3 separate regions of the Mus musculus genome follow, and regions 2 and 3 are each linked to region 1. Evidence: chromatin loops called from intact Hi-C (ENCODE). Cell type or tissue: left cerebral cortex. All regions are shown on one strand. Links, peaks and the distances in the headings refer to the core of each region. The heading gives the core; the rest is flanking DNA.

Evidence for each region. Peaks named below come from ENCODE experiments on the same cell type or tissue, not always from the same donor. Only the 100,000 strongest peaks of a DNase experiment are listed, where the experiment ranks them.
Region 2: it touches region 1 in a loop (4-fold over the local background); 4 of 42 quality-filtered maps call a loop at or near these places.
Region 3: a loop joins it to region 1, with 3 times the contacts of the local background. A loop is called at or near these places in 9 of 42 quality-filtered maps.

The regions. Positions count from the first base shown.
Region 1 is chr7:46,710,821-46,721,253 of GRCm38, reverse strand. It overlaps Saa3 (serum amyloid A 3), which reads left to right and starts at 5,578. Exons shown (of 4, transcript NM_011315.3): 1 at 5,578-5,607; 2 at 6,150-6,244; 3 at 8,527-8,665; 4 at 8,990-9,256. The coding sequence starts at 6,154. The coding sequence ends at 9,128. Gm31882 (a long non-coding RNA gene) reads right to left here and starts at 2,360. Exons shown (of 3, transcript XR_882072.2): 1 at 2,131-2,360; 2 at 1,571-1,692; 3 at 1-1,232. In left cerebral cortex, for the core only: a CTCF peak has its summit at 6,541 (motif pointing left); DNase peaks (open chromatin) are centred at 2,559, 4,195 and 6,558.
Region 2 is chr7:46,386,756-46,397,188 of GRCm38, reverse strand. Kcnc1 (potassium voltage gated channel, Shaw-related subfamily, member 1) reads right to left here and starts at 721. Exons shown (of 4, transcript NM_001112739.2): 1 at 1-721. In left cerebral cortex, for the core only: a CTCF peak has its summit at 3,876 (motif pointing left); a DNase peak (open chromatin) is centred at 3,865; H3K4me3 peaks cover 307 bases; H3K27ac peaks cover 155 bases.
Region 3 is chr7:46,639,124-46,649,556 of GRCm38, reverse strand. Tph1 (tryptophan hydroxylase 1) reads left to right here. Exons shown (of 11, transcript NM_001136084.2): 11 at 1,957-4,916. The coding sequence ends at 2,131. Sergef (secretion regulating guanine nucleotide exchange factor) reads left to right here and starts at 9,750. Exons shown (of 11, transcript NM_013789.2): 1 at 9,750-9,844. The coding sequence starts at 9,785. In left cerebral cortex, for the core only: a CTCF peak has its summit at 6,191 (motif pointing left); a DNase peak (open chromatin) is centred at 6,198; H3K4me3 peaks cover 314 bases; H3K27ac peaks cover 355 bases.

The DNA.
Region 1 (10,433 bases), core at 1,610-9,609:
TGTCTGAGGTGCAAAGGAACTTAGTCCTAAAACATGATACATGCTACTTAACCACAGCCAGTTTTGGGCATTGACTTAGAAGGCTATACCACACCAAGTGCCTGTGTTTTCCCCAACCCTGGATTGACAATGAGGGTAAGATCCCCATCTCTAATCTCACTTCGGTCACTGTTGGTTACTGAGAGTCCCTTCAGTCCTCTTTCAACTCCAGTGGCAGGTCCGCTTTAAGGTGCTCCTCCCACATCATGGGCTAGCTGGCTGTTAGGACCTGTGGAGGAGTGAGGGCTCTGGTCCTCCCGTGCAAGTGACTTGGAGGAGTCTTTCCACCAGGCCTCCCAACCTCAGGACTGGGGGAATAGAGTATTGTTGGGAGGGAGTATCATAGGGCCCCAGGGGGTCTGAGGTATTCCTAATCACACTAGCATTCTCTGTTGGCCTGGGGGTGTGGGGTGTCTCTGCAGAGATAGTGCCCGTGGCTGCTCCTGAGAGGAGTTTCACCTTCCCATCAGCCTCTGCTGCAACGGAGGCTATCCCCGGAGAGAAGAACAGTTGCACCCACTGCCTCCTGGGTAAGGCGTTGCCTTCCTTTACCTAGCCAATGCCTTCACTTGAAACTTTCCAACCCGAGTGGCCACGTGACAGAAGTGAGAGAGACATCACTCCATCTGTCTGGCAGACTCTGCCAAGACACTTCAAACTCTGATGGCGCGGGCTATTCCATCCTTCCAAATTACCAAGATGGGGAGCAAGCAGCAAGGCAGGCATCCAGGGGCTTCCCCAAGACCCCTCTCGCCATATTCCTGTCTGCAGGCAGGATATGGGGTCAGCTGGCAGGCTGTGCAACCTGCTCTGAGCCCTGCTGAGGGCTGAGGAAACCCTTTCTTCTTTTTGTCCTTGTCTTCTGGGCGCCTGAAGCCCTTGTGAAGAGATTTAGCTCCACAACTACTTTTTTTTTTTCCACAGAAGGACAGCTTTGCTCCCGTTGGCTACAAAAAGTCCCTGCAGTCCTGTTTCAACTTCAGTAGCTTTAAGGAGCCCCTCAGGCACTGTGGGTTAGTTGTCCCATCCTCTTCCATCTGTGGAAGGTTAAGGAGTGAGGCTAAGGAGAGGTTGGGACTGAGGGCTGGGTGCTCCTGCCTCCTCAAAGACCTCGGGGACTCTGAGGTGTGGCTCAGCTCCTTACTTTAACTCTCCAGGATATGGGGGCAGTTAGAGGCTCCTCGCCTTCTTGGCTGTAGGCACCAGGGAAAAAGAGATTAGTTAGCAAAATTCCAAACCAGGTGCTAAAGAAGACATTGTGCAATTCTTGAATTCCCAGACTCACATTTTGAAATGTCTACTTATGAGGAAGATAATTTAGGCTCATGCTCAGAGAACGTGCTGTGCTGTATTTAGACCTACAACTTTATTATTTGCAGTGTCCTGCTTAACTTGCAGGCAATGATCCAGTGCTGTGAAGTAATCTCTGGGAGGGTCAATTTACTGTAAGTTTATGCTGGGTCTGCTTGCAGCTTGTTTCTGGATGACCCGGAGCATTGCAACACACCGGGGCCAATCTGTGTTTACTCACGTGGTGCTAGGCTCAGTACCATCCAAACTAGCATGCTGTCCTCAAATATTTGGAGTCCTTTAGAGTGCTCCTCCAGTGCGAACGTTCAGCAGGTAAGCTCCTTGTTAACTATTCATCACCTGCTTAAGGAACCAAGAGAAGAATCTGTGCGACAGTGAGACAGATGACACAGCCCTCACAAGATCCCAACCCACAGGCACAGTGAACACAGGGCAACCTTATGTGATACTAAATAAAGATGAACAATAAAGAAAAATATCCTCGGACACACCATCACACCCACCCACCCCCAAGGTTCGAGGGTCCTTTTGGAACAGGGGGCAGAAAGAAGGCAAGTGGTAGAGGTGATGGTTGACTTCAGGGAAACTGTTTTCCAGACACAAGAGGGTGGACTCACAAGGACTGTGACAGCATTGCATAAGACCCGTGTGAGCTCAAAGCAGATAAAAATCTTAGCATGGACGGTGTGGGGTGGGCACAAAATCCCACCCGGGGGTGAGAAGCTATTGGCATTTGATAGCTGCTAGCAGAGGAAGGGTTGGTTTTCTTTAATGACTGACCTCTTGCTGGCCACACTCCTGGGCAGGCCCCATCCGTAAGAGCAGTTGGCTCACACACACTGGATTGGATGGAGGGGAAAGAGAGAAGAAAGCATCAAGCTGGGTGGCTGGGAGATGAGGGTGGGGTTGGGAGATGTGAAGGAAATTTGTTCAAAGGACAAAATTCTCAATGCTCCCCTGGCAATGGGCATAGGCACCTTGATGTTGGCATTGTTCCTATACCAGTCAGGGGCAGAGCAGATGGCAGCCCTCTGTTCATCCTAGCTTGAAGCCTGGCTTGGTTGCCAAAGATGTCTTATGCCCAGGACTCATAAAAATCAAATCATATCCAGGCAGCACAGCGCTGAAGGGGGAAGATAGACACCTGCAGACCGCCATGCCACGGAGCACAGATGGAGGATGTCACCCAGGGCTCCACCACAGTGTGTGAGTCTGTGCTGGACAGATGGGAGAGAAAGAGAAGTGGAGCAGCTTGAGCATTATGCAAACAGATAGAGCTGGAGACTCCAGGGTGGAGAGGAGTAGCCTGTTGGGAGTGGCCAGCCTGGCCACTTGGGACCACGGTGAAGTCCCAGCCTGAGATGATGGTGAAGAGCATGTCTGGGTCTGTGGATATTTAGCTGCAGGGGTTATGTTATCACTAGAGGACATGGAGATATCCCTGGTCAGAGCATCCTTAGAGGACCACGTGGATGTCCAGGGGCTGTGCGGATCTGTCCCCACTCCTCACTGATTGCAACATTCTGGAGAGCCGGTCCCATCTCTCACCAATAGCAGCAGCATTCAGGAGAACAGGCCTTGTGCATAGTGGAGCTGGCCCTGGTGGCAGGAGTGTGGGAGAGTTGACCCTTCACTTGTCTGCCATAGGGGTGGTGCTGGCACAGAGGTGATGTCCCTCCTGTGTCCTGTCACTTCTGGCAATTGGGAAAGCTATTCCCAGGGTCATGAGCAGTGTGAATATGAGACCAGCTCAGTGAACACCCAGGCCCAGATCCAGGGCTCTGAGTTGGCCCAGCTCACAATCTATATCATCTGAGAATGGCTGGGATTCAAGGGACAGTTATGCTGACCCAAAGCTGTAGAATCTCCAGTGACAGAGGGCAGCAACAGGATAGCTGGGGGAAATCCCAAAAAAGGACCCAGTATTGGTACTGTCACAAAAGCCAGAGATCTGGAACCAGACCAATGGACTTGTTCCGAGGAACATTTTCAAGTGAAGATGTGTGGACAGAAGAATACATTGGAGAGACACAGTGACACACTCTAGCTTCTATGCTCTGTTGTTGTTGTTGTTGATGATGTGTTTTATTTCGGGCAAGGTTGCAAAGGGTAAAGGGTGGATATGAGGGGATGGGGAGATGAGCGGGACTTGGGTGTGCACTTCAGATTTCACGAAGAATCAATAAAAAGCTTAAAAGAATTCTCAACGGATTAGTTAAACCATTGTTAGTAAAGAAAAAGTCCATGCAAATTGCTTTTCTTAATGTGTAGGAAAAATACTCACTTGCCTTCTATCAAAGAAGGGGGTTGGGGCTGGAGAGATGGGTCAGCAGTTAAAAGCACTCGCTGGTCTACCAGAGGACCTGGGTTTAATTCCCAGTACTCATGGTAGCTCACAACTATCTATAACTCCAGTTCCAGGGGCGCTGACATCATTTTCTGACCTCTACAGGCACCAGGCATTCATGTGGGTCACATGCATCCATTTGGGCAAAATACACATAAAATAAAGCCAGGTTAAAAAGGGACGAGAGGGAGGGGGGAGACGGGGAGGAGGAGGGGGAGAAAGGGGAAGGAGGAAGGGGAAGGGGGGATGAGAGGGGTTTGAAAAAGTAGATACTTGGGAGGTGAGTTTTGAGTCTAAAGTGGCTGAGGAAGTCAATACATAATCCCGGAACCAAATGTTTATGCCTAGGAAGTCAGAACAAAGGAGGCGGCAGGTTTCACACACAGTTCTCTGTGAAGCACTTCCCCAAAGAGGTTTGCAACCAGGGCTTGTGGGAAGTTGTAGCTGCTTACTGCTAGGACAACGTGAGCCAAGCCAGCCACGGAAGAATCTTTTTCCTAAGCCAAAGGCAGCTTGGGCAGTGTCTTGGCTGAGGACCAAGGGACGAAAATCTTTGAACAGTTTTTTTTCCCTTTCAGTCACAGAGCTCAAAATAACCAAAATAAAGGCCAAATCTAGGAAGAGGCATTTTTTTCTTTTCAAGGCTTTAATGTATGACAACAATTCTCTAACATGGTGTCCACGCTTGGTCTGCTCCATCCTGCGTCACATGTATCAATGTCTGCCACAGCACCATAGCATCCTCTGGCCTGTAGTATGACTGAAAGTTCTACACGCTCATTTTTCTAGGCTGTTACTTCTTCTTCTCGGGTATTATTCACCACCTTCCAGCTTACGAGGTTTATCTACATCAACTTGTATCTCCAACGAGATAGCCACAGTTCTCTTCTTGGTAGCAAACAACTTGGGGAACACCCCTGAGCTATTGCCTCCTGGGTGGGCTCTTTTTAGCCCCTCTGCTTTCCTCTGCTTCCAGCCCAGGGCTCTTAGAGCAGGAGGCCAAATGTGATACCTTCACCACACCTACCACGTCGCAGCTATACCGTCCTTCTTTCTCTAGGGAACTCAATACATTTAATTTTTCTTTTGCGTAAAGGGGTGGGGATAGTAAAGGAGAGAAGACCATGGTCTGAATGGCTTTCTTATAAGATAAACTCCCACGGCAAAACCTAGAGCTGCTTTTCTGGCTCTAGCAGCTGTTTCCTGATGTCATTTCCCAGCATTCCTGTGTCTCCTCTTGCCACTTTCTGCCTGAATCCATTGTTAGGATAATTTAGCATCCAGGGAGCCTTCCTCATCTTTATGGTGTGTTATTTCTTTGTGACTTTGAAGCAAATTGTTTTATTGTTTAGTGTCCCTGGTTAATCAAAGTCTCTAGATTTCGTCTGCTCCCTGACCTTCCATAGCAATATGGAGTATACTGGAGTCTGGAGATCTTCCGCAGCGTTGGGTGCTAAATGCCAGCTTCTGCCTCCCATCCTCCTGTTCCCTAAGGCTCCAGCTTAAACCTGAACTGAGCTTTGAAAGGGCATTAGCTTAGCCTTTGGATTGGATCCCATGATTTATCACACATTCATATTTTTCTTTCTAATATTGCTCCCCCCCCCCAAGAAACTGGATATAAAGCATTTGTCTTGATTATTTCCAACCAGGATGGCGAAGACTTCAGAAAGTCCTAACTGGCCACATTTCTGGAAATGCCTAGATGGCGCAATCTGGGGAAAGAAGATGTACATGAAGGAAAAGTTATCTTCTGAAAGAGAAATTATGGGTAAGTGGGATTATGCAAGATCAAACAGGGATTGCTCCATTAGTGGAGTGACAGTATATATAGATATCCTCGGCCACATCTCCTCAGCAAAGGACAGAAGCCACTCACCTGGGGTCCCAGAAGGAGCTCGCAGCACGAGGTGAGTTGCCAGAACTTTCCAGCATTTCCTCTTTGCAGATTCTTTTCCCCGCCAGCATTTGCTTGTTGTGTTTAATGTTCTATCTCTATCCTGAATCCACTAGATGGTTAGAATTCACTGGATATTATGCTTTCTGCATGGAACTTGTAGTGTGCTTCTGTGTGAATTCAGGGAAGGGTGCAATAGCCTTCTACAGATAGAATGCAGGGAGCTATGTTGGTTAGAAAGCCCCCACATAGCCCTCTGGAAACTTCCTTTACAGTTGGGTTTCAGCTGGCATGATTGGAGTGCAATGTGCTTTATATTAATGGTCCATTTGCAAACCCTTAGATAGTGGGATTCTAATGAAATACAAGGAAATGGAGAACTAGAGAGTTCCCTGAAATCCCCTTACCTATAATCTTTGTTTGTATGTGTGTGGGTTTATGTATGAAATCCAGTGGGGTTTGTTACCAGTGTGCAAGGATAGATAGCTCAGCACTGCAGAAGCATCCTCCACCCCACGAAATGGCATGCTCATCTTTGTTTTCCTGGCCCTATAGCAGGATGAAGCCTTCCATTGCCATCATTCTTTGCATCTTGATCCTGGGAGTTGACAGCCAAAGATGGGTCCAGTTCATGAAAGAAGCTGGTCAAGGTAGGCTTCAAGGATGGGGGCTGGAGGTTGTATTTCTGAGTTTTAAGAATTTACTTGAGCAGGGACCACATAATCAAGGGCAAACATGCTTGTAAAATCCCCATAGAGTGGCGGTGTAGCTCTTCCTGAGAAGTTTGTAGCTTTTTTGCTCAGTGTTGACCTTTTTCTGTGAGGATCCCAAATCTCAGATCCTGTAATGTTTGTACAGCAGTCTTTCCACGGGAATGTAGGTGAAATCTGTAGGTCAAAGATGTAGACTCCCCAATAGAAGTGGGGAAGAGGCCTCTACTGCCCCCTTGTGGAGAGTGATGAGCAGTTCACGTCTATATCTGGTTCCAGGGAAGGTGCGGAGGGGGAAAACCGGGGCAGCAGGTGACAACCCACAGAGACAGCAAACAAGGCTAATTAAGTTTGCCACACAGAGTGGGCATTGTCCAAGGAGCATAATGTATGGAAATGAATTCCATACATTAAAATTAATCTTGTGGCGTAGGTGTCACTACTACCCTTTAAGGAAACCAATGTACAAAGAGCATACGTAAGCTATCTTACTTAGAAAACCCCTGGAAGAGCAGAATTTAGCCCAGGTTAGCCACTATACAGCTCTGAGCACACACTTACTTATTTACCTGAGAAGGAATAGATCATGGCACGGGTGGAAGGCAGCTCCACCGTCAACAGGAGACAGTGACTTACTTACCTGGGACATAGGTCTATTATTGAGGCTGAGACATAGACAAGAAACTGTCATCAAGGGAAATATAGCCCACCAGCCATAAGACAACAAAAGACAGTCAGTCAGTCAGACTCTTTCTTTCTTTCTTTCTTTCTCTCTCTCTCTCTCTCTCTCTCTCTCTCTCTCTCTCTCTTTCTTTCTTTCTTTCTTTCTTTCTGATAGAATTTCTCTGTGTAACCGAGCCCTGGCTGTCCTGGACTCACCTTGTAGACCAGGGTGGCCTCCCATTCACAGAGATCCATCTGCCTCTGCCTCCTGAGTGCTGGGATTAAAGGTGTGTGCCACCACAACTCAGCCTCACAATGAAAGTTAAGAGAACCTAGGCTTCCCCTTTCTCCCTAACTCACTACCTTTGATATTTCCCATTTATCATTAGCTGGATCTGATTCCTTCAGTGTGCAGCTCACTCTCCTGGTCCTTAGTTTAGATCTTCCTTCTGTTTGTGGCACCGTCCTGAGGAGCAGGGGGGCGGGGCGGTAGTAAATGAGCAGAGGGGGCAGGGGGCGGGGCGATAATAAATGAGCATTTTCCACGGACTTCCTCGTGCGTTTCCCTCAGCTTTTCTGCATAAGCACCATGGTGGATAGCACTCTTCCCTGTTCCTGGAGAGGAGGTAGGGGTTTTAAACCTAGTGTGTCCATTGCCACCAGAGTGTCAATCATCCTGCTTGTGGCAGTCTGTGGCAGAGACGTTCCCCTTGTTACCTCTGAAGGAGTGCTGAGAACTGCTTGGGGGAAATAGATCCTGGACATCCAGGTGGACTCAGAACAGAGCTGCGCTCACTCTCTCTGCCTGGAGAGCAGTTTCTCCCATTGCTTTGTGCTAGGCAAGAACTGTGGCTGCGGTGGTAACTGTAGCGTTTGGGAGGCCGAGGCAGAAGGATTGTGAGTTTCAGGCCATCCAGGGATACACAGAGACATAGGCTGTCTCTAAAGGAAAAGAGAACACAAGAGAAAGGAAAGGATCGGAAGCAGAGGGAGGGGAAAGGAGGAAGGGAAGCGATCTCATTTCACACCTTAGAAGTTCCCCTGGACCATTTCAGAGAGAGCTTCTTATGGTGACCGTTGTCATATGATGACGCACTCCCTAGAGATCACCTCTCCTCTTCTTACACGCTTTTTGAACAGCCAAAGACAAACAGCATGAAAAAACCAAAACAAAAAACAAAAACAAACCAAAAAGCTGGGCAGTGGTGGCGCATGCCTTTAATCCTAGCACTTGGGAGGCAGAGGCAGGCGGATTTCTGAGTTCGAGGCCAGCCTGGTCTACAGAGTGAGTTCCAGGACAGCCAGGGCTACAGAGAAACTCTGTCTTGAAAAAACCAAAACAAAAAAACAAAAACAAAGACAAACAGCAACAGAGCTAAGATGGGAGTCCATTGGGATAAAACCCGCTCCAATGTACTTCTTTGGGCAGTAAGAACTATTTATTTCAAGCTAGCAACATTTCTGTGGGTTTTGGGAAAAGCTGGGATGAGTTGGATAGACGTCGTAGCCCTCTGTTTTACCTCAACACAACCACCGCCATCACTCTCTTCCCTCTCCAGGGTCTAGAGACATGTGGCGAGCCTACTCTGACATGAAGAAAGCTAACTGGAAAAACTCAGACAAATACTTCCATGCTCGGGGGAACTATGATGCTGCCCGGAGGGGTCCCGGGGGAGCCTGGGCTGCTAAAGTCATCAGGTAACACGGGTCTGGGTGAACAGAGATTGACTGCCTTGGACAGCCAGGAAGGAGCTGTCTCTTCTGCAACCTGTGTATACTACCCGTTACCTCTCGATCTTCCTCTTTTCTGTGCATAGTACTGGAAGGGGTTGGTGGTCATGTGATTGCTTGTGGATGACCCCCCCACTTCCTGCTGCTGCTGCTCATCCAGTGTGAGGCTGACAGCCTGGGCAGGGTCCTACCAGCCTCTCCCTCCCCTCACAGCCAGGAGGAGAGAGTCCTGAGGGTGGAGCTACTGCCTGTGGGCTTGGTTAAAAATCTTCTTGTCCATCCTAATTACAGCGATGCCAGAGAGGCTGTTCAGAAGTTCACGGGACATGGAGCAGAGGACTCAAGAGCTGACCAGTTTGCCAATGAGTGGGGCCGGAGTGGCAAAGACCCCAACCACTTCCGACCTGCTGGCCTGCCTAAAAGATACTGAGTTTTCTCTTCCTGTTGTTCCCAGTCATGCTGCCCCCCGAGAAGAGGAGCAACTACTGGGTTGAGATATTTTCTAAAATCTGGATCCCTAAACATCCCAATGTGCTGAATAAATACTTGTGAAATGCACTTTGTCGCTGTCACTGTTGTTTTGAGAGCACAGGGCAGTCACACTGAGGGTTGAGGGCCTGTGGGTTAGCAGGGGACATCACTTGCTTTTCTTTTCTTTTTCTTTTCTTTTAAAGAAAGAGACAAGAAGAGATGGAATTGGAATATGACACGAGATAGCAAGAAAGCGCTGTGTATGGTTTCAGTTATGAAGTTGAAAACTAGATAAAAACCAATGCATTCTGGGCTATGGCCCAGTGCTAAGCATGACTGCCAAGCACAGGTGAGGCCCCAGCTTTCAGTCCCCTGTGCCCTCCCCGAGAGAAAAATCAGTAAGTTCTGACTCACTGTAAAATACGACTTACAAAGGCTGATGGCAAAATCACTTCCCACTGAGAAAGCATCAACTCTAGATGCCTCTCTGCAGATAATCTCAGCCCTTCAAAAGGGCCAGCCACTCCCATTTTGTAAAAAATAATTGCAGAAAAAAAAAGACATATTCTGCAATCATTTCCCCTGGGGTAGAAAGGCTTTAACACCAAGCTGGGTGGTTTGCAGTCATCATGGTTAACTAAACTAAGTCTTTAAGGTTATAGTTGAAAATCACACAAGACTGTTGATTACCTATGAGTAACTAGAGAAGCATGAACTGAGCTGTGTTTTCATTCAAGGTCAACAGAAAGGGGTATGGGGGGGGGAGAGAAAATAAAAATGAATAAAGCTACTTTCTGGTTATAAAAAGTGAGTCTGTGAGAGAAGGAGCAGGGACGCTTGAGTGGGTGATAACTCAGAAGATTCCATAAACACGAGACACAGCTAACTCAACTTCCTGCACCTGAGATTTTAAGAGAAAAGTAAGTTTGCAGAGCATGTATGCACACTTCAGTGTACTAGGATGAATCTCAGATAAAAGAATTAAAAACAAAAACCAACCAAACAAGAGTTTCTGGGCACCGTGGCACCTGCCTATAGTTCTAGCTGCTGGAAGTGGAGGCATAAGATGGCGAGTAGCAGGCCTGGACTACATAGCTTGACCCTGACTCAAACAAAGAATCAAATCAAAGAAAGATTAAAACTCCACAAGTGCGTGCTAAAATTGAAGTTGATGTAAGGTTTAAATCAGCACTAATGAATAGCTAACATATCTGGACATGGCAGTTACTGTGTGTGTGTGTGTGTGTGTGTGTGTGTGTGTGTG
Region 2 (10,433 bases), core at 843-8,842, 320 kb after region 1:
GGAAAGAGGGGGTTACGAGAAATCCGCGCTTGGCTCTGCGGTGGTCGCTGCAGCGCGCTCCCGGTGCGGTGGGGACGGATGCGGCTTGCTCTCCTCCCTGCGTGACCGGTCCCCTTCGGCTCTCCTTGCCTATCTGCCTACTCCCCTCGGTGGCGGGTGAAGCTGCCTGACCTCCCTCCTCGTTCCTTCTCCCCGCCTCCCGGAGGGGATGGCGGGTCCCCTGGGTAGGGGCACCAGGGTGCTGCCCCGCGGGGCGGCCGCTGAGCGCAGCACCTTGTGCGCTCGGGCTGGGTCAGGGGTTCCGCTGGGCTGCGTTGGGACTCAGGCTTCCGCGGCGGTGCTGAAGGGACAGCTCCCGGACGGCTGCGGAGCTGCGCTGGGCCGAGCGAAGGTTCTCCCGGCCGGGTTTGCTTGGCGGGGCCGGCGGGCACTGGCTCCGGTGTCTCTGCGCCCCGCACTCCGCTCTCTGCTCTAGGAGGGCGGGTGGCGCTGGCAGCCGAGGCGAGGGGCGCTGCCGAGGTCGGGCCCGGTAGGCGGGGGTGGCAGGTCCGGGCGCGGCGCAGCGAGACTGGCGAGGCCAGGGAGGCGAGGCGCGGAGCGGCCACCGCCGCCACCGCCGCCGCCGCGCCGCTGCTGCCTCCGGGCTGCTGCTCCGCTGCCTGCTCGCTTGCTCGTTCGCGCGGTCCGCGTCCAGCCCGCGGCTCTCCGGACACGGGCACACGGCGCGCGCAGCCGCACTCGCCCCCGGAGGGAGGCGCCGCGCTGGGTCCTAAAAAGCCCTGATTCTGCGCCCCCCTCCGAGGCCGGCACCGAACCCCGCCTCCCTCAACCCTGGCGCTGGGGGCGCCCGCCCTTCGTTGCCTCTTGCTCGGTGGGGACCCGCCGACGCTCCGCCCTAGGGGAGCTCCACTTGTTGGGCGGAGGCTCCCAGCGACGTCTGGGCCCGCGCCCCCGTCACACCGAGGTGAGAAGGGCGGCGGCCAGCTCCTCTTCTAACCCAGGAGCCATCTGATACCCTGAGCAGACAAGCCATTCCTTGACCAGGACGAGACTGACCTCTTAAGGAATCTTTTAATACCGACCCTTCCCGGGGAAGCCTGAAGGCCCAATGATTCTTTCAGAGATAACTTCTTACAGGGACTGTAAAATAATACCTTTTTCACCATCCCTCTGTCCTAACTCACCATTAATGATCAATCCCGAGCCCCTCTTGATCCCTTTGGCCCCTTTCAGGCCTTGAACCCTTCCTGATTCTAGGGTGGCTTAGTCACAACCATGACAGACAGACCTCAGTTTACCCAGAAAACTGAACTACCTTATGAAAACATGCACAAAGACTGCTCAGCCCCTTGAATACTGGCGGCCTCGCTCCCCTTCAGGCACTCTGGGTGGTGAGCCATGCATGTCCAGGGCTGTGGTCCCTACATACTGGAAGTTAATGCTGGGGACAGAGATCGTATTTCTAACTTCAAAGTCCTTCTGGCCCACGCTTGCCACTCACCCCTAGGTTTATTTAATCAACAGTCATTAGCTCTCATTCCGTACTTGCTCCAGATTCTCTACCAAGTACAAAAATCACACGGGACAAGTCAGACCCAGCTCTCAACCTCCAGGGACTCCCAGCTTTTTAAAGAAGTGAGCAGGTGGGATTGAGAGGGACTGGAAGGTCAGGCCCAGCTCCAGAGGCCACTGGGCTATGAAAGATGCTTATTGATTCCTGTCCACTACAATCGAACAGGCTGCCCCGGCACAGGGGATTTAATTAAGAAGCGAGAGACTCTTACCTGTTGGCTAACAGTGCAGATAGCTGTCTGTCTATACTGACCCCCAGGCACTGTTGCGAGCCTAGGGACAAACCTGTGACCTATCTCCCCACCTGATCGTGGGAATCACAGCACTAATTAAAACAGATCTTCATGTCACAGGGGGAAAGTGCGGGGAGGTAGAGAGGGGGTGAGAGGCGGGAGGCAGAGAGGCAGAGTTATCAGAAAGGGGCAGAGATGGACAGACAAAGAGGAGAAAAGTCTGAGGAGACCTCTTCCCTCCAGAAACTAATCACAGCGTTCCTCCAGACAGCCATTCCCTTTGGTCTCAGAGTGAGGCAGGATAGATGGCTTTCAGTGCCCTTCTCTCTCTGGCCAGAGTCTGTCCCATCTCCTGGTCCAGAGTGATGCACCTCCAGCCTGGCCCTGATTCAGATCCCTAGGACAGTGGCTTTCAGGATGCTCAGCCCAATCCTAAGATTAATAGAGACCCCGGAAGTGAGATTTTTTTTAAAAAGAGGCATGCAGAGACAAGGACATGTACAATCTCAGCTGTGAACGGTCAAGAGGCAGACCGACAAAGGGGCTTCCCTAGACTCTTCCTCAGGAAACCTGAGGAGCCAGCCACAGGGGCTCAGGCTGCCCCCTCTTCCCTGTCTGCAAAGCCACATAGGAGCAGAGCTTGGCTCTCCAAATGTCTCTCTAGTTCAGCTCTCTTTATCAAAGGACTGCGTGTGCCTCCAGAGCTTCTTTCCACAGAGCCCTAGACAGGGAAGCCCCTCACTGAAGTCGAAGTGATTCGCAAAAGGAAACCGGCTGGGACCCTAGAGTCCTGGCTTTAGAGGCTCCAGATGTCTAGACTCTTTAACTGAGACTGAGTCTTGAGTGAGGACTTACCAAGAACCTCTGAGAGGTAGGCACTAAGCTCCAGTCAGACTCTACTCCATGGTGAGGAGCAGTGGGCACTATGGTGGGACCTGGGCATGGGAGAAAGCAGACGGAGAAAAGATCAGGTCTTGGAGGGACAGAGAAAAATCTTCCGGTGGAGAAAGTTGGGTACCGAAGACTCTAACTCTGGAGGATGTGCCAGAAAAACATGGCTGTGCCAGGGCTGGAGGGAGAGAGCATGGGAAAGGGGTCACAGCACAGTCCGAGAGCTAAGCAGGCTGGGCTCAGATGGGGGAACCCTCCCCGAAGTGCCCCACTTTCAGAGTCCCACTTTGATCTCTGATGACACCCCCTGGTCCTAGGCTTCAAGGAGCGCTCCCTCTTCTGTACCCCAAGCAGGGCATAAACCGTCCCTTCTCTCACCTCCCCTTCACACCAAGAGAAGGCTGACATTCACAGAAAGCCCAGAAAAACCAAGATGAAAGCACAGGGGGAAAAAAATAAAACAAGGAACAGAGAATCGAGGTTGCAAGGGGGCGGGGGTGGGGATTGCTGATCAAGCCCAGCCTCTTCCGCAGAAATGCTAAAACCTCACCCCTTCCTGCCTTTCAGCCATCCACAGTATAGCTGCCTGCCCCTTCACAAGGGAAGGCTTACAGTCCCCGTCCCCCCCCCCCCCACAAAATTATCTGTGGTAGCTGTGGCTGGTTGAGGATGATCCGTCATGTCTCAGGGTTCTGAGCAAGAACTAGAATAGACTGCCTGGGTTCTAGTCTCTAGTGTCCCATCTCTGACTAACTGTGACCTCAAGAAAGCTACTCAACTCCCCCGTGCTTCAGAGACTTATCACTAGATGGGATTAGCTCTTGTCTCTGCATCCTTAACTCCTATGCTCTCTGGGATGTTTCTGGTTCAAGCTGAAGAAGTAGAAGTGCTGGGATGTGGAAAGACACTACCCCTGACCCCCCACCCCGTGTGGGAATAGCTCCGCTCAAAGGAAGAACTGGGCTGGATGGGAAGTAGAAAAATGTGAGGGGTACCTGAAGGCAAGCTGTGCCTATGTTGTCACACCTGGCACTTGCACACCTGCTGGGATCAGGAACTGGCCCAAGTCCAGCCCCTCAGGCTTTTGTCCAGGTTGGCACAGGGTTTCTGTTGCTCTCCCAGGGTCAGAAGCTTCTGTGTTCCTGGTGGGTTGGACTGCCATCTTGTGGCGGGGCCTGGAATCTAACCTACACTGGCCAGCTGAACAGCTTCTGGCTACCTGCTGGGATGATGGGTCCTGGAGCTGGCAGGTGTCCTCTTCCCGAGTCAGAACTCCCTCTAGTGGGCAACAGGGAGCAAACCCAGGGGCTAGAAGTGACACTGTGGGTAATTGATGACCTTGACTACTGGTTTATAGCTTGGATGGTGACTATGGTGTTGGGCTGAGCTGCCTGCAGCTGCTGCTTCTTACAGTGAGACAGAGGCTCCAGAGAAAAGCAGAAAAGAGCTAAGGTGAAGAACCCTGCGTGTGTGTGTGTGTGTGTGTGTGTGTGTGTGTGTGTGTCCGCGCGCGCGCGCGTGCATGCGTGAGTGTATGTGTGTGTGTGAGAGAGATAAGACCAGGGCCTTTCAACTTCTATACTGAAGACACTGCACCAGAGAACCTGTGATGCTGTGCTCTTATAATAGGCAGGATAACAGGTTCTTTCTATTCACTAGATGCCATTAGAAGCTACGTTCCTAGCCATGGCCATCAAAAACATGTAACATGAATGTCCATCAATCTGTCTTGGTTTCTCTCAATCACATAAGATGAAGCATTATCTATATTGGGCTACACATGTAATATTGTGTCTAATCACAGGCTGCGGGTTACTGGAGTATACATGATTTTATTTTGTGTGACATCCCTACTCCAGAGCCATGCAGTACACACACACACACACACACACACACACACACACACACACACACAAATCCTAGAACATTTTAAGTGAATTTAGGATGTTTGTGTTGTGTCTCATTCACATCTATCCTGTTACCCATGGGCCACAGGTTGGACACTATGGTCGACAGTCTTCACAAGCTGTCCCTAGAGGCGTAAAAATTCCTAGGCAGGTTTGGTTGCAAACATTGTTTTGCAGCTCACTGGCTGCATACAGCAGTCACCTCCCTTCTCCAGGCTGTGCTTCCACATCTATGTGAGACCACTGCTGCCTTCTGTGTTTTTAATGAGTTAGTATTCTATGTTTATCCCTGCTTCCCCCTTCTCTCAGGATTAACCCCATCCCATCTTTTAGACCAGCTCCAGTTCCTTCTCTCTCTCCTAGATTCCTGCTGGTCCACAGCCAGAGAACACCAGCATGGTTGGGGGACAGGCGATCAGGCCTCCTTGAGCTTAGCCTTTGGGAGGGAAAGGATCCCCTTCCCCTTCTTGCTGCCTCTAAGGATGAGATTTTGAGCGGGGATGATGAGGTCAACTTACTGCTTGAACCCTGAGTGGGGTCAGCAAGGAAATCAAGGAAATAGAGAAAGGGCCGGGCATAGACACATGCACAGGAAATCTGGGGTCCATATAAGGGAGTGTGCACTCTGATGCTACTGCTGGCAACCCAGGACCTCATCCTGTCTGTTGGGTACGGTAGAGGGGAAGTGGCTAGCTGATCTTTATGAAGTCTCTCTACGTGAGCTCTCTTGGGTTGTAAACATGCAGGAGAGAGAAACTGCAGTTGGGTCCATGGCCTTGGTTTTTGTCACGACTGCACCCATGACAACAGCATCCATCATTATAGACTTCACATGGAACTCCCTCTGCTCCCTGGATGCCACATGAAGATGGTCAGGAGAGCACTGTGCAGAGGAGGATGTGAGCAGCACAGGACAGGGGCCTCTGCAGTGCAGCTGAGGTCCTCTGTGGGGTGCTTTGTGGCACACTAGTGAGTGCTGGGTGTCTATCAGCTTGAAGGTGGACTGGACAGCAGTTGTGGAGGGGCAGGTCCAGGCGTCATTGGGTGGACCTGAAGCCAAAACTTTTTGAAAGTTACACTTTTAAAAATGGCAAAACAATAGAAAATTGGAGATTAAAGGGAATATTTATTTACATAGGAAAAAATCAGGATGATTTAAATCTTTTGAAAGCTGATAGGTGCCACCAACATTTGTAAATCCAGGGCAAAGCTTTGTTTCTTAAAAACCCTCCCTCTCTCTCTCATATGTGTATGCACATGGACACATACAGACACAGGCACACACAGACACACACAGACACACACAGACACACATGCACACAGACACAGACATACACAGACACACATGCACATAGACACATGCATATACATGCATTTGTGCACATACACACATGTAAGCACACATGCACACACACAAATGAGAGAGGGAGAGAGAGAGATCATGGCATGTACATGGAGGTCAGAGGACAGCTTGTATGATCTACCATGTAGCTCCTAAGGGTTAAACTCTGGCCTCAGGCTTGGCAGTGAGAGCCTCTACCTGCTGAGCCATCTTGACAGTTCTAAAAGCCTTACACTCACTATTTGTCTAGCAATATGCCAGTCAGTCCTATTTACTCAGAAGCTGTTACATTCAGACAAACAAACAAACAAGCAAAGAACAACCCAGCGGTCACATTTACTGGCAGTTGTGGGGAGTCATATTCAGTTACCACAGCCCTGAATTTTAGATGGACTTACAATGAACAACCTCCCTATTCCTCCCTGGGGAACTTTTTATATGCACCAAGTAACAGCTTTAAATCTCCACCCAGGTGACAGTTTCCCAACAAGTGGGTGGCACCACTTAAAGGCACAGTCCAGAATACACAAAGCAGTACTTCCCCTTCCCCTTTGGGATAGCATCTCACTGTGCCATCCAGGGCTCCACGTCCAAGAAGCCGGCACTGAAGTTGTATACCACTATGCTTGACACTGGATAAAAACAAAAAGAAAGCAAACAGAACCCCCTACCCAGTTCTGAAGAATTTTGAACCTGGAGGACTCAGACCTCCCGATTTTGAAACTGACTACTAAGTTTCTGGTATCCAAATTGTTCTGTCCCAGTGTAAGGATTAGTACATAAACCAACGAAGAGGAACTGGGCAGCCAGAAGTAAACCCATGGAATTATGGGTAATTGTTTTTTGGCAAGAGTGTCAGGACAGCCTACAGGAAAAATGGCCTTTTCAAGAAATGAAGCTGGACCAACTGGAAATCTACACGAAGCAAAGCAAATTGGGATCCCGGTCCCAAGCAGGCAGTGTTTTGTTTTGTTTTGTTTTGTTTTGTTTTGTTTTGTTTTTTAAAAAGAGTGGATCAGCTTCCAAAATGCAAGACCTAAAACTATATGGTTCTCAAACTCCAGGTAGGAAATGTTTTCTTCTTATGATATAAAAGCACAAGCAAAAGTTGAGTTTCACTGAAAAGAGAAATTTGTGCTTCAAAGGAAATAAAAATTCAAAAAAATGTAAAAACAGCAGGACAAGACAGCTACCTGCAGGCTACTTAGCTGACTGGGGTGTGTGTGTGTGTGTGTGTGTGTGTGTGTGTGTGTGTGTGGATAACGTAGAAAGAACTCTCCTCGCACAACCTGGTTTTAAACGAGGGCAAGTGATTTGCATGACCACACCGGAAAGAGGATGTGGAAATGGCCTTAAAGTCAGACGTGGAAAGAGTAAACACCGTTAGTTAAAACCACATTTAGTACTATACTATATTCTCTATGACAGTTGCAACAACACAGGCAATAATATGTGTTGTCAGGGATGTGGTATTGAAGATACCAGTTTTAGGTGTTACATTCATTATTCAAACCACCTGGCCAAAGCAACCTAACCCTTTGTGTGGGCTCGCAATTGTGCGGCAGGAGCATGAGGTGTTTGGTCACACTGTCTCTGCATTCAGGTGTGGGGCGGAGACAGACAGACAGAGCCTCTGTGTGCCTCCTTCCTATTCTGGGACCCCAGCATTGGAATAGTGACACCCACATTCAAGGTGACCTTCCTACCTCAGCTGAGCCCTCCTGGAAACTCTCACAGACATGCCCAGGGGGGCGTTCTCTTATGTGGTTCAAAATCCCTGAAGCTGGTAAGACTGGCCACGGCAGATATAGACCCAAGAGAACTGGAACTATACTTTTATATACAAAGCCTCATGCTGTTCACAGTGCCACTGTTCACAAAGGTTTAGAGTTGGAAGTAGCTCAATGTCCATCAACTGATGAACAGATGAAATACGATATCCCCATATGACAGAACTCTATTCATACATGGTAGTCATGTCCTAACATGTATGTGGATAAACATTAGAAACTTGCTGAAGGAGAGACGCCATACACAAAAGGCCACACATTAGGTGATTCTATTCATATGAAATGTCCCCCCAAACAGGCAAGACCATGGGGATAGGCTGGTGGTATCCAGGGCCGGGGGACGGAGGAGTGTGGGGACGGACTGCTTCTGGTCACTGGTTTCTTAGAGAATAATAGAATGTTCTAGAATTAGACAGTGGTAATGGCTGTGGCACAAGCCACTAAAATATGAACTTTACTATTGTTTTTAATTTATCTATTTATTCACTATTTTTTTTAAAGACAGTCTCATGCTGTAGCCCAGGCTGGCTTCAGTCTTACGGCAATCTTCCTGCTTCACCTTCTTGCGTACAAATGTGCACCACCTGAAGAGGTGGATTTTATATCATGTGAATTTTATCTTTAAAAATACTTTTAAGATTTATTTATTTTAGTGGATGTATCTGAGCATTTTCTGCATGTGTGTATGAATGTATGTGTGTACACCACATGTACTCAGTACCTGTAGAGGCCAGAGAGACCATTAGCTCTCGAGGAGTTAAGGATGGTTGTGTGCCATCATGTGGGTTCTGGGAACCTAACTTGAGTCCTCTGCAAGAACAGCCAGTGTTCTCAACTCCTGAGCTATTTCTCCATCTTCATGAGTTATATCTTAATAAAACAATGGCAGACAATAAATGATCAGGTGACCAGGAGCCTATAAATAGTCAATGCTAAGACAAAGCTCAGATGAATGGTCTCTGATTGGTTATCTGTAAAAGTTCTACTTTGTGGGCTGGAGAGATGGCTCAAAAGTTAAGAGCACCGACTGCTCTTCCAGAGGTCATGAGTTCAATTCCCAGGAACCACATGGTGGCTCACAACCATCTGTATTGGGATTTGATGCCCTCTTCTGGTGTGTCTGAAGAGAGCAATGGTGTTCTCATATAAAATAAATAATCTTTAAACCAAAAACCAAAAAAGTTCTACTTTGTAATATTTGTTTTTCTTTTTCTAAAAAGCTTCAGTTGAATTTCAAAAAATAAATATGCCATTCTCAAAATATTTATTACATTTATTTATTTGGTGTGTGTGTGTGTGTGTGTGTGTGTGTGTGCACATGTGAAAGTCAGGAGACAGTTTGTGGGAATCAGTTCTTTCCTTCCACCCTGTGGGTTCCAGAGATCACACCAAGGTTTTCAGGTTTGGTGGTAAGCACCTTCAACCACTGAGCCATCTTTACAGGCCCTGATAGAACTTTTAAAAGTACCGGCTCTCTCACAAAGAGAAATTTCAAGTCCAAATGTGTGTACAATAAGGTGGAGGGTGATGGAGGAAGACACTGGGGACTGACCTCTGGCTTCTATGCACACACACACTCACACACCCCCATGCATGCACACACTCACACACCTCCATGCATGCACGCACTCACACACCTCCATGCGTGCACATACACACCTTCATGCATGCACACACACACCTCCATGCATGCACACACACACCTCCATGCATACACACACACACCTCCATGCATGCACACACTCACACACCTTCATGTATGCACACACTGCCACAACTCCATGCATGCACACACTCCCACACCTTCATGCATGCACACACACACACCTCCATGCCTGCACACACTCACAGACCTCCATGCATGCATACACTCCCACACCTTTATGCATGCACACACTCACACACCTCCATGCACGCACACACTCACATACTGCCATGCATGCACACACTTACACACCTCCATGCCTGCACACACTCACACACCTTCATACATGCACACACTCACACCTCACTTTTTGAGTCATGCTCTCTCACTGATCCTGGGGCTTGTTGATCAAGCTAAGTTAACTGAGTAGCGAGCCTCAGGGACCTTCCAGTCTCTGCTCTCATGGAGACTGGGGTTATGATACACACTTCTGTGCCTGGCTTTTATGTGGATGCTAGGGATGGAACCCAGGTCCTCAGGCTAGGAGGCAAACACTTCACTGACCCAGACATCTTCTCAGCCTTCAAATGTAAAATTTTAAGATAATAATGACTTGTATGTAGGCTGTTCAAGTGTTTCTAAGACAAGAAAACAAAAACAAAATAACCAAGCAGACATGTTCTGAATCACTTCCCTATCATTATCCCCTTTCTGCTGCGCTAGTGTTTCCTGTGTTCTCTCATCTGCTGCCTCTTTCTGCCTGTCTTTCAACCTTTGAGAGACTCCTCTATTGACCACATTTTTTACTTTTTTTTTTGTTTTTTTGTTTTGTTTTGATTTTGGTTACATTGATTCCATATAGAGTAGAGCAATCATTCCACCTGGCTGAACTTGTTTTGTGACATTGCTAATTTTAGGATATTGCTTTCAGGCTCACAACTATATTGGAAACATCATGAACAGTTCCAAGATTGGCATCATATTTGGGAAAATTTCAAGTGTCTTTCCTCCAGGGGCTGTGGGGATTCAAAGGATTTTGAATTTTCTCATATG
Region 3 (10,433 bases), core at 1,282-9,281, 71 kb after region 1:
CTGAAAGGACCCAGATATAGCTCTCTCTTGTGAGACTAGGCCAGGGCCTAGCAAACACAGAAGTGGATGCTCACAGTCAGCTATTGAATGGATCACAGGGCCCCCAATGGAGGAGCTAGAGAAAGCACCCAAGGAACTAAAGGGAACTGCAACCCTATAGGTGGAACAACAATATGAACTAACCAGTACCCCGGAGCTCTTGTCTCTAGCTGCATATGTATCAAAAGATGGCCTAATAGGCCATCACTTGAACGAGAGGCCCATTGGACTTGCAAACTTTATATGCCCCAGTACAGGGGAACGCCAGGGCCAAAAAGGGGGAGTGGGTGGGTAGGGGAGTGGGGGGGTGGGTATGGGGGACTTTTGGTATAGCATTGGAAATGTAAATGAGCTAAATACCTAATAAAAAATGGGGAAAAAAAGAAAAGTGGCAAGAATGGAGACAGAGAGAAAACACTGTCTTGCAGCCATTGGTCTCCTTTCCAGCTGGAGGAGCATACAGAAATCTTAGAGGCAAGTGAGAGAGGTGGGGGGGAGATTAGCTAGTATTTAGACGTGTTAAGTTTTAGGCTGAAACAGCATGGAAATGCAAAGAGATAGAGAGGCGTGGGGATAGTTCAGTGCATTGAGAGCTCCTGACTCATCCGCTAAGCACTTAGTCAAGGGGGAAGAACTGGAGCACAGACACTTTTTAGGAGATCCTTGCAAACTCCAGGTGAAAGTAAAACCTGGACTGAGACAGAGGTAGCAGGGAGGAAGTCACTGTGGAAGCAGGATCCAGAAAACAGCATGTGATAAAGGTTGTCTTAAAGCCACACTATGAGAACAGGGGCAGACCATAGGGGTTGAATATGATGCATATCTTCCAGGGGCTTGCTGTGCACAGAACCAAATAACGATAGCAGCTGGGGTTTCTCCAGCACAGATGGCATCCTTGTGCAAAGCTGTAGTGGTCCCTGATGGGGAGAGCAGATGGATGGGAACCTGGATTCCATCTCCAAGCATGTACACTTGTTCTTGGCTGTGCTGTTATCCTTAGGGGTCCTCAACATGATTGTTTTGTAGGGTACCATATAAGAGGTTCAAATATTGGCTTGATGAAGGGGGCAGATTTTAAACCTTGAGGAAAGGGAGAATTCAAGTCATTTGAGAGGACCCTAGACACTTTCTAGACAGAAAAATCACACAAGTACAGGAGGGTAAGACTCTCCCCGCCCTCTCTCTCCTCCCTCTTTTATTATGTAAGGCCTAGCAGAGGAGGAGGAGGAGGAAGAGAAGGAGGAGAAGGAGGAGTCTGTTACTATGTGGTTCAGTATTGCCATTATTTACTGACAGATAGAGTGACTGGGCTTGATGCTCTCAGTGAAACCAAGAGGTCAAGAGATGGGTAGTAGATCATTTCCACGGCATAAGACATGGGGTTAACGCCCAGTATGGGAGGATGGAGAAGAAGGAAATGGAGAGGGAGAGGAAGAAGGGATAAGGGAGGAGGGAAAGGGGAGAGGGAGATGCAGTTCATGTATGCTCTCACACTGAGGGTGCAGTGGGAGAGTCTGTTGGGACCTCTGCTGTCATGACAGAGAAAGTAGATGTGTGTGTGTGTGTGTGTGTGTGTGTGTGTGTGTGTGTGTGAGACTGTGTATGTGTGACTGTGTGTGTGTCTGTGTGACTGTGTATGTGACTGTGTATGTGATTGTGTGTGTGTCTGTGTGTGTCTCTGTGTGTGTCTTTGTCTGTGTGTGTGTGTCTGTGTGTTTGTGTGTGACTGTATTTGTGCTTATGTGTATAACTGTGTATGTCTCTCTGTGTGTGTATCTGTATGTGTGACTGAGTGTATGTCCGTGTGTGTCTCTGTGTGTGTCTGTGTCTCTGTGTGACTAGGTCTTCTGTCCTGTGTTTAGTTTTGTCACCCACTATCACAGAAATTAACACTCCCTTCCTTGTTTTCTTAAATAGAGAATTTGCCAAGACCGTGAAGCGCCCGTTTGGACTGAAGTACAACCCGTACACACAGAGTGTTCAGGTTCTCAGAGACACCAAGAGCATAACTAGTGCCATGAATGAGTTGCGGTATGACCTTGATGTCATCAGTGATGCCCTCGCTAGGGTCACCAGGTGGCCCAGTGTGTGATGGTTTCCAGTGCATATCCAAAAAGCCTTTGAGCATCAGTCTAGAGCCAGGGCTAGTTCTTGCTTCCCCTGAAGACCTGCTTGGGGAGGGACAGCAGCTCCCAGCTTAGCAATGTCTCTCGCCTCTCTCCATATTCAATCACTCACTCTCTCTGAAAATGCACACCTGGAACTGCTTATCTTCTACTTCTGTTTTGTCTTCTGGAACCTGCTGAGGGAAATATAGTTCACGTGCCACGTGATGCCCAGGACACACATTTAAAATATTTTATTTCATTAAAATGTAATTGAATCATTCTCTCCCTTCCCTTTCTTCCCTCCAACCCCTCCCTCTCAAATTCATGGCCTTTCTACCAAATGCCCGTCTTTGATGGGTGAGTTGTCTGACACTGGCCAGAGCTGGACTCATGGTGATGCCATTTTCCCCAGCCCATCATTAGTGGATGGCCTCTCTGGATGCCACGATGAATGTGTCTGTTACCTATTACTGACTGTGTGACAGCCCAGGCACAGTCACACACTAGACTTCAAGGGGACTCGCTGAAACAGAAGTGTGGATGACTTTGCGCTAGAGCATGGCTAGTAAAGTGCAAGCTGGCTTCAAGTGCTGTGTCAGACAGGGACGTAGAAGCCACCAAGACTCAGCCAGTGCTTTCTGGCACTTTGTTTCAAGGTGTAACCCTAGGATATAGTGAGAAGGTATGTGTGTGTGTGTGGGGTGGTGCAGAGGGTAGGAAATGGGGATGGGAATGGAGAAGGGCCAAAGGGAGCAGTTTGTATCTGAGACTGTACTTATGCGAGGGAGAGCTGTGAGGATTGGAGCACATGTGGTGTCCGCATAAGCAGTTGTATAAGCTTTTCACTACTGTAACAAAGTGTCAGGGACAATCAGCTTATACAGAGAAAAGGTTTCTCTTGGATGCTTTGGTCCATTAGAAGTTGTTCCCGTGGTTTAAGCCACTGGTGAAGCAAGGCATGATAGGAGAATGTGACAGAGCAAACTTCATAAAGCTATACACGTCATAAAGGATGGAAAGAGAAAGAGTGAAGGATTTTAGAGAAGGAAGAAGGGAGAGAGGGAAAGAGAGAGGGAGGAGGACACACACACACACACACACACACAAAGGGGGTGAGAGAGAGAGTCAGAGACAGAGACAGAGACAGAAAGATCCTACAGTTCAGTTTAAGAGTTCACTACCAGGGTAAGAGAGAGGGCTCAGCAGTTAAGAGTACCAGCTGTTCTTCCAGAGGACCCTGGTTTGCTTCCCAGCATCCACACTGTGGCTTAGAACCATCTGTAACTCTAGTTCCAGAGGATCCAGTGTTTTCTGGCCTCCATAGAGAGCAGGCAGGCATGCAAGTGGTACACAGATATGCATGCAGCAAAAACACCCATACACATACAATAAAAAGTAGAAGACCCTACCTCTGCTTTTCCCATTAATAGTGAAATTATATACCATTGGACAGGCTTCATCTCAAGCCCACTAGATATATTTTCACACTAGATTTTTAAAAACACCTTTTAAGGATTCAGAGGAAACTATTGAAAGCTGCGCTTCACCCCATGCTCTACAAGGAAGTGTAATCCAGCCGTCTCAGATCTTTAGAAACATACCCACTTTAACAGCTGGTGAGCACGCATCCGTCCGCAAGTAGATACGTTAGCTCTGAAATCACCTGAAGTACAAACCAGCTAGTTTACAGCCTGCTTGATTACCAGGGAAAGCACTATAAAGAAATCCTACCGACAGCAAACAGAGAGTGCCGTCTGCTGTTTCTGGTTATTTCCACTAGACTCTGGTGGTGCTGAAGAATCACTTATTGGCTTTTTAATTGGTTGTGCTCTGACTAAAGCACTTTAAACTGTAAAGCCACAACCTTACCGTTTGTAACTTCAGGATAGAAAAAATAAGCGAAGGGCTTGACTTTGTCTCTGCTCTGCTTCTGTGATATTTGGCAAGTCAGGGTTCCAAGAGCCTTGGAGTCTTCAAAACACCTAAGAATCTTTTAATAGTTATTCAAACACCAGGCCAGATTCAAACAAAAAGCAAGGCTTGCAATTCTTTCCTGGAGAGCCATTCCTCGACAGCAGCAGCGTGCTTGACTTTTTGAAGAAAACACAAATGCTAATCGTCAGAGTGCCTGCGTTCCTTAATCTCATGCTTTGGCATTTGGAATTACATAAGTAGCAAGATGCAGCAAAATGCACAGAATTATTGCTCATTTTTAAGTTGGCTTCTAAACCACAGAAAGAAGAAAGCCAGGACTTCTCAAAAGCACTAAATAACTGAGACCGTATGTTCATTTCCAGGAAGTGGATAAAAAGATAACAGTGGTCCATTTCACTCTTCATGTTACAGTGCCACATACACTTATAATTTAAGAATTTGTTCCACTGGGTAATAAACTTAAAGTTCATGATCTCAAGAAGTATTTTTTTTAAAGCACATTTAAAACTTTTATTTTATGTGTGTGGGCCCCAGGAATCAAACTCCAGTTGTCAGGCTTGGCCACAAGCCCCTTTATTTGCTGAGCCAGTTTTTGCCACCCCCTCCCCCAATTCTTTTAATCAAACACACATTAAAAACAGTTTCAATTTTATGTTCACAATGTTATAAGTTCAGAGACCCTAGCAGTGATGATGGTTGGTACAAAGAATCAGCCTTGGGGGTTAGACAAAGTATGAACATGCCTCAATGGAACCCATTACTTTGTATACCACTTTAAAATATTTTTACAAAAAGAAATCACAAAATATACAATAAAAAATATACATCACTCTACTGCTTTAAAGTGTGTGTCTATAAAACTCTATAAAGCCGAGCATACCTGGCCACTATCACTACTTCTTGGGAAGGTTTCCCTCTTGTGTTCCCCACCTGGCCATGAACTACATCCCCTGCGCTGAGTTACTGGAGAGATTCATGTCATGAGAAGGCTCTGTAAGCAGCAGATTCATGGGGCTGAGGAGACGGTCCATTAGTGGAGTGTACTCACTTCTCCTGCAGAGGACCTGAGTTGATGATTCTCAGCACCCACATTTGGCAGCCTACATCTGCCTCTAAGTCCAGCTCCAAGGGGTCTGGTAACCTCTTCTAAACTCCCATTTCTTAATATCCACATGTAAAAGAAACATTAATGATGGTTGTTTTAACTAGGATACCCCCAGAGTTTCTGAATGATTCTCTCTCCCTCCAGAGAGAATGACTGTTGTGTCCATCAGGCAGAGTATTTATTATGGCATGGGAAGATCTTCTTGGTCCAATGGGGGGATGGAGCCAATGAGAAGCCCAGCTCCAGCTTGGTGAGGCTGGTCTACTTCTGGTTCACCTCTGCTCTCAATGTGTAGCCCTTTAGGGATCCCACCTAAGTGTGCATCAGGGGACATGATTTCTGCATCTGTCCCTAATTCAATCACCCCAGTACTGTAAAATCAATGCTCAGTGTCTCAACTGCTGCTCTCAACACACATTCTTAGCCTCTTAGTCATTGCCAGCTAATGAGCAAGTGCTTCAAGAAAGAAAGAGTACTTGGCATAATCCCTTGTCTTCTTGTCACAGCCCCTTGAGTTCCTGTTGCTTTGAAAGCTCTCCAATGACTTAAAATATACCTAAAAAGTCTTTTCTGAGAGCTGGCCCTGACCCTCACTGGCTGCAGCACTTGGGAGAATGGGCCTTGCACTTCATGTAGGCAGCGCAGTAGAGCTGGCCCTGGTGGCAGGGGTGTGGGTGAACTGGCCCCAGGGGCATGAACATGAAAAACATGGCCCGGACACTCCTAGGCTATGGGCATGAGGATAATGCCTTTCACGTCCTTGCCTCTTGCCACCCATATCAGTTGGGAGAGCTGGCCTTGGGGTCATGAGAGCAGAAGAGCTGGCCCTGCCCCCCATGAGTTGCAGCACTAGGGAGAGTGGGCCCTGCACCTCCACTAGGTAGCACAGTAGAGCTGGATCTTGGTGGCATGGGTGTGGGTGAGCTGGCCCAGAGAGTCTGAGAGCTGGAGAGGTTGCCCATTGCAGCACTGTGTGAGCTAGCTGGGGCAGTGCTGGAGAGCCATCTGGTGGTGTGGGTGTGGGAGAGCTGGCAGGGTGACCAACTCAGCTATCACCCAGGCCCAGATCTGGGTCTTGGAGTTGGCTCACACCATCATCTATTCCATCTATGAACTGCTGGCTTTCAGAGATGTGAAAAGGCTGGCTTTACAGATTCAAAGGTGCAGGATCTCTACGACACAGGGCAACCACAGAATATCTGAGGGGAATCCTATTGAGGATCCAGCATTGATCGTGTAGCAGAAGCCAGAGGCCTCAGACCAGACCAATGACTCACCGCAATGAACATTTGCAAGTAAAGATGCATGGTCAAAGGGTGTACAGTGGGACACACTACAGCTTTCATGACGAGAATGTGTTCTATGCTTTGTTTTGTTTATTTTTGTATTTTTGTATTTTATTTCCTTTTGGGGGGAGGTTGCAAGGGCAGAGGGAAGATACAGAGGGGTGGGGAGATTGAGTGGGATTGGGGAGCATAATGTGAAATTCACAAAGAAACAGTAAAAAGTTAGAATTAAAAACAATTTTTTGACACCTTTTCTAGTTGAGAGAATTGATCCGCGGCTTGGTAATCTTTCTGTCGAAAGCAGAGCCTGGCTTTGGAGGCTGCACCTTGGTTCTCTCGACTCTGTGGCCTCCCCCAACGGTGCCATCAAGTGGGGACCAAGTGTTCAAACCACCCCACCTCCCAAATTCTAATAAATAAAACTGGTTCTGTAAGTGGCTCGTCTTTGCACCTTCAGTGAAACCTCAGGAAACCTACCCCTGTCTCATGTCAGCATTTTAAAGGTCCCACCTGGGCTAGGGATGTAGTTTAGTGCTAGAATTCTCTCCTGGATAATGCCTTGGATTCTATGGGAAGTACCACAAAAGGAAGTTCTGTACTAAGTAATGAACACCTCAAACTTTAAGAGCAGGGCCATCTTTCTCCTCTAGGACCAAGACGAGTGCTCAGTAGTTTCTTTATTTCCTCACACCCCTCTCCCACTAACTGGGAGATGAGTGGAATTGTGGTACTTGGTGTCTGTGAGGACCTGAGGTGGCAGGTAGCAGGGAGCCGGAGGAAACAGGAAAGTTTCTTGTTAGACTGCGTGTCGTGAGTTGGCGCCAGCCCTTCCTGCTCTTGTCAGAGTTAGTATCAGTTCACGCTCTTTTGGGTGGTTTACAAGGCCTCAGCATCTCTTGATAATGGTGTCTTCCTCTGCCTGGGCTATGGACTTCATCTCCATCAGTCTCTGGGAATCTGGTGGCCAACTGTTCCATGGGTGTCATTTGATCCCTATAGATTCTCTAAGACTCTGCCAATTTGCTTATGGTGACTTTGACAGAACTCCCATAGTCTCTGGCTCTGACCAGCTCTCAGCCCTGTCTGGTGGCTGGCTATCATATTTCTCATCATGAGAAATCCTCCAATTTGAATGATGTCTTGGTCCTTCTGCTTCATCTTTCCTTGGACTTGAGATGGGTGGGAGTCACATCACACTGTCACACTGATAGAGCAGTGATCACATAACTATCCTATCAGGATCCGTTTCAGCCTCTCTCATCTTTTAGGCAGGAATCCATCCAGATTTCTGGATACCTGCACTTTAAGCTCTGGTTTGGTTTCTCCTACCTTATTTTACTTTTATTATATTTAAACATTATTAAAATTATACAATATAGTTTTATTATATTCTTTCCCCTCCCCCAAGTCCTCCCAGGTCCTTCCTCATGTTCTCTTTCAACACCTCCAACAGGAAAAATTGAAACAAAACCCAAAAAGACAAAACTTACTGTCTTAGTTAGGGTTTTGCTGCTGTGAAGAGGCACCATGACCAAGGCAACTCTTATAAGCATAACATTTAATCAGGGCTGGCTTACAGGTTCAGAGGTTCAGTCCATTATCAGCAAGGTGGGAGCAGGGCAGCACCTAGGCAGGCATGGTGCAGGAGATGCTGAGAGTTCTTCATCTTCATCTGAAGGCTGCTAGTGGAAGACTGACTTCCAGGCAGCTAGGAGGAGGGTCTTAAAGCCCACGTCCACAGCGACACACCTACTCTAACAAGGCCACACCTCCAAATAGTGCCACTCCCTGGGCCAAGCATATGTAAACCATCACACTCACCAAACCATAACAAGGACAACCAAAACCACACATGAAACATGGAGTCTGTTTTATGTTGGTCAGCTACTCCTGAGCATGGGACCTACCCAGGAGGGTGACTGATATGCCCAATCGTCCCATTGGAGACAACTGGTTTTCTCTTTCTCATGAAGTATTGATTGCAAATAGCTTCTTCGTCAGGGAGGGGCCTTTGTGCCCACTTCTCTTCTTCAGTGCTGGGATTTTGTCTGTAAAACCAGAGACTGTTGACAGCATGCACAAGACCCGCACAAGTCCACCTTACCGTGCAATGTGCAAGTTACTGGCATTTCTTGCTTCCGGAACTGCTGGTAAGACACCTTTCTATTATACCCTGTTGTGACTTCCTATTAGAACAGGCTGGAAAGAAGTGATCAAAATGGCAACAGCAAACCGGTGAACAGCACATGGAATCTCTCACGGCTTCTATTTTCTCTTTCTGGAGTAAGAGCAGCTTTGCCTGGCTTGTCTGGATCTTTCTAAGCACCACCACCAAACTTTTCAAGAAACCACAGTGTGGAGGAGGAAAGACCAAGGGTGGCTTCCCTCACAAGACACAGCAGACAGTAACATGTCAGTAGCATGAACAGGTGAGACCTAGACAGAAGCTTCCCTGACACATTTTCCAATGTGAGGGTCTAGGAAGAAAAGGAAGGCGAGGCCTTGAGACCTGTCTGTACAGGGGCCAGAGCTACGAATGCAGATCATCGCCTTAAATGGGACATGATCTTTTTGTCCTCCTTCCAGATTCCAGATTCCAAATTCCATTTCCCCCAGTGTGCACTGGTACACTGTATTACTAAACTCTCACCAACATCACGACAACGTTGATAGAAAGCTGTATTGTATGAAAATCTATCTTGGATGAGAATTATCTATGCTCGTGATTAGAATTAGGGCAGATGGTGCGGGGCCGCGGAGAGTAGGGAGAACGCAGGGGCACATCAGACAATAGCCAGCCCCAGTTGTGTCACCAGTAGTGGGTTTCCGCTGTGGAAGGCTAACACGGCTCCCCAAGACTCTCGGGTTCCCAAACGCACAGCGAAGCGGGCCAAGGTAGCTTCGTGAAGACTCAGGACTGGACTCTTGCCATCTTCAGTTCAGGTCCCTTCCCACCGTGCTGTTGCACCCCTGTCAGGTCATCTGCTCTGGGCAGCGTGGGACAGGTGGCGAGTTTTCCAGATTACTGAACATGGTGCAGAATTACGAGTGTGGGTGTAGTAAGGCACCTCCGGGTGTGTTCCCTGGCGGCCGCGAGGTGCCTGCTGACAGTGCTTTGGTTGAGTCCCGGCGCTCTAGGGCAGGACCATACCTAGCTACGTCTTGCTCCAGTCCCATTAGCCCCTCCTAATCCCTAATTTTACCCCGCCTCCATCCCGCTGACCGCGCCCAGCTCCCGGACTCGCCCTGCCCCTGGCCTCCGAGGCCCCGCCCCGCGTCAGCCCTCCCGGAAGCGCCGGCTGAGCGTGTGCATGGCGCGGGAGTCCTGCGCCTCCGAGACTGTCTCTGCCGCTGCTGTGCTCTTCGCCTGGGTACGTGGCTCCGCCCCCGGGCTAGGGCAGAGACGAAGGGGCGAGGAGACCCGGGAGCTCCCGGCGTCTGCGTGGGTGGCAGGGAGCTGGGAGGCGGCGGCCCGAGCTAGGGTCCTGGATTGGAGGATCCTGGGTTGCAGCAAGGAGGAGAGGGTGCGGAGGGAGGGTCTCCCCGCAGTGCCTGAGGGGCCTACTGCTAGCTGTGGGATGAGGACCCGAGGGACTGAAGCACTTCGGGAGGACCCTGCATCCAGAGCAAAGCATCCATTCTGGGAAAGCGCTCGGCCGCCAGACTGCCTAGAAAGACAGCGTGGAGGCTTGGCAGAGAGATCTCGGTCCCAGAGCTCCTGGGGCCACCTGTGTCATCGAACCTGCCTTTTGCTTGGAGGATGGAAGGCTTCTTTCCAGCGCCATCACCCTGGGGAGCGTCCTGTGGATGTGAGGCCTGTGGAGTATGGCCGCGCAAGGCACAGACCCTGCGTATTTGCTGTTACTCGGCTGTGACCAAATCTTTTCTCTTCTGGGGGTGTGGAAGTCTGGGCTGGGCAGGTTTGACACTGCACTTTGACTGACCTATGGTCATCCTTCC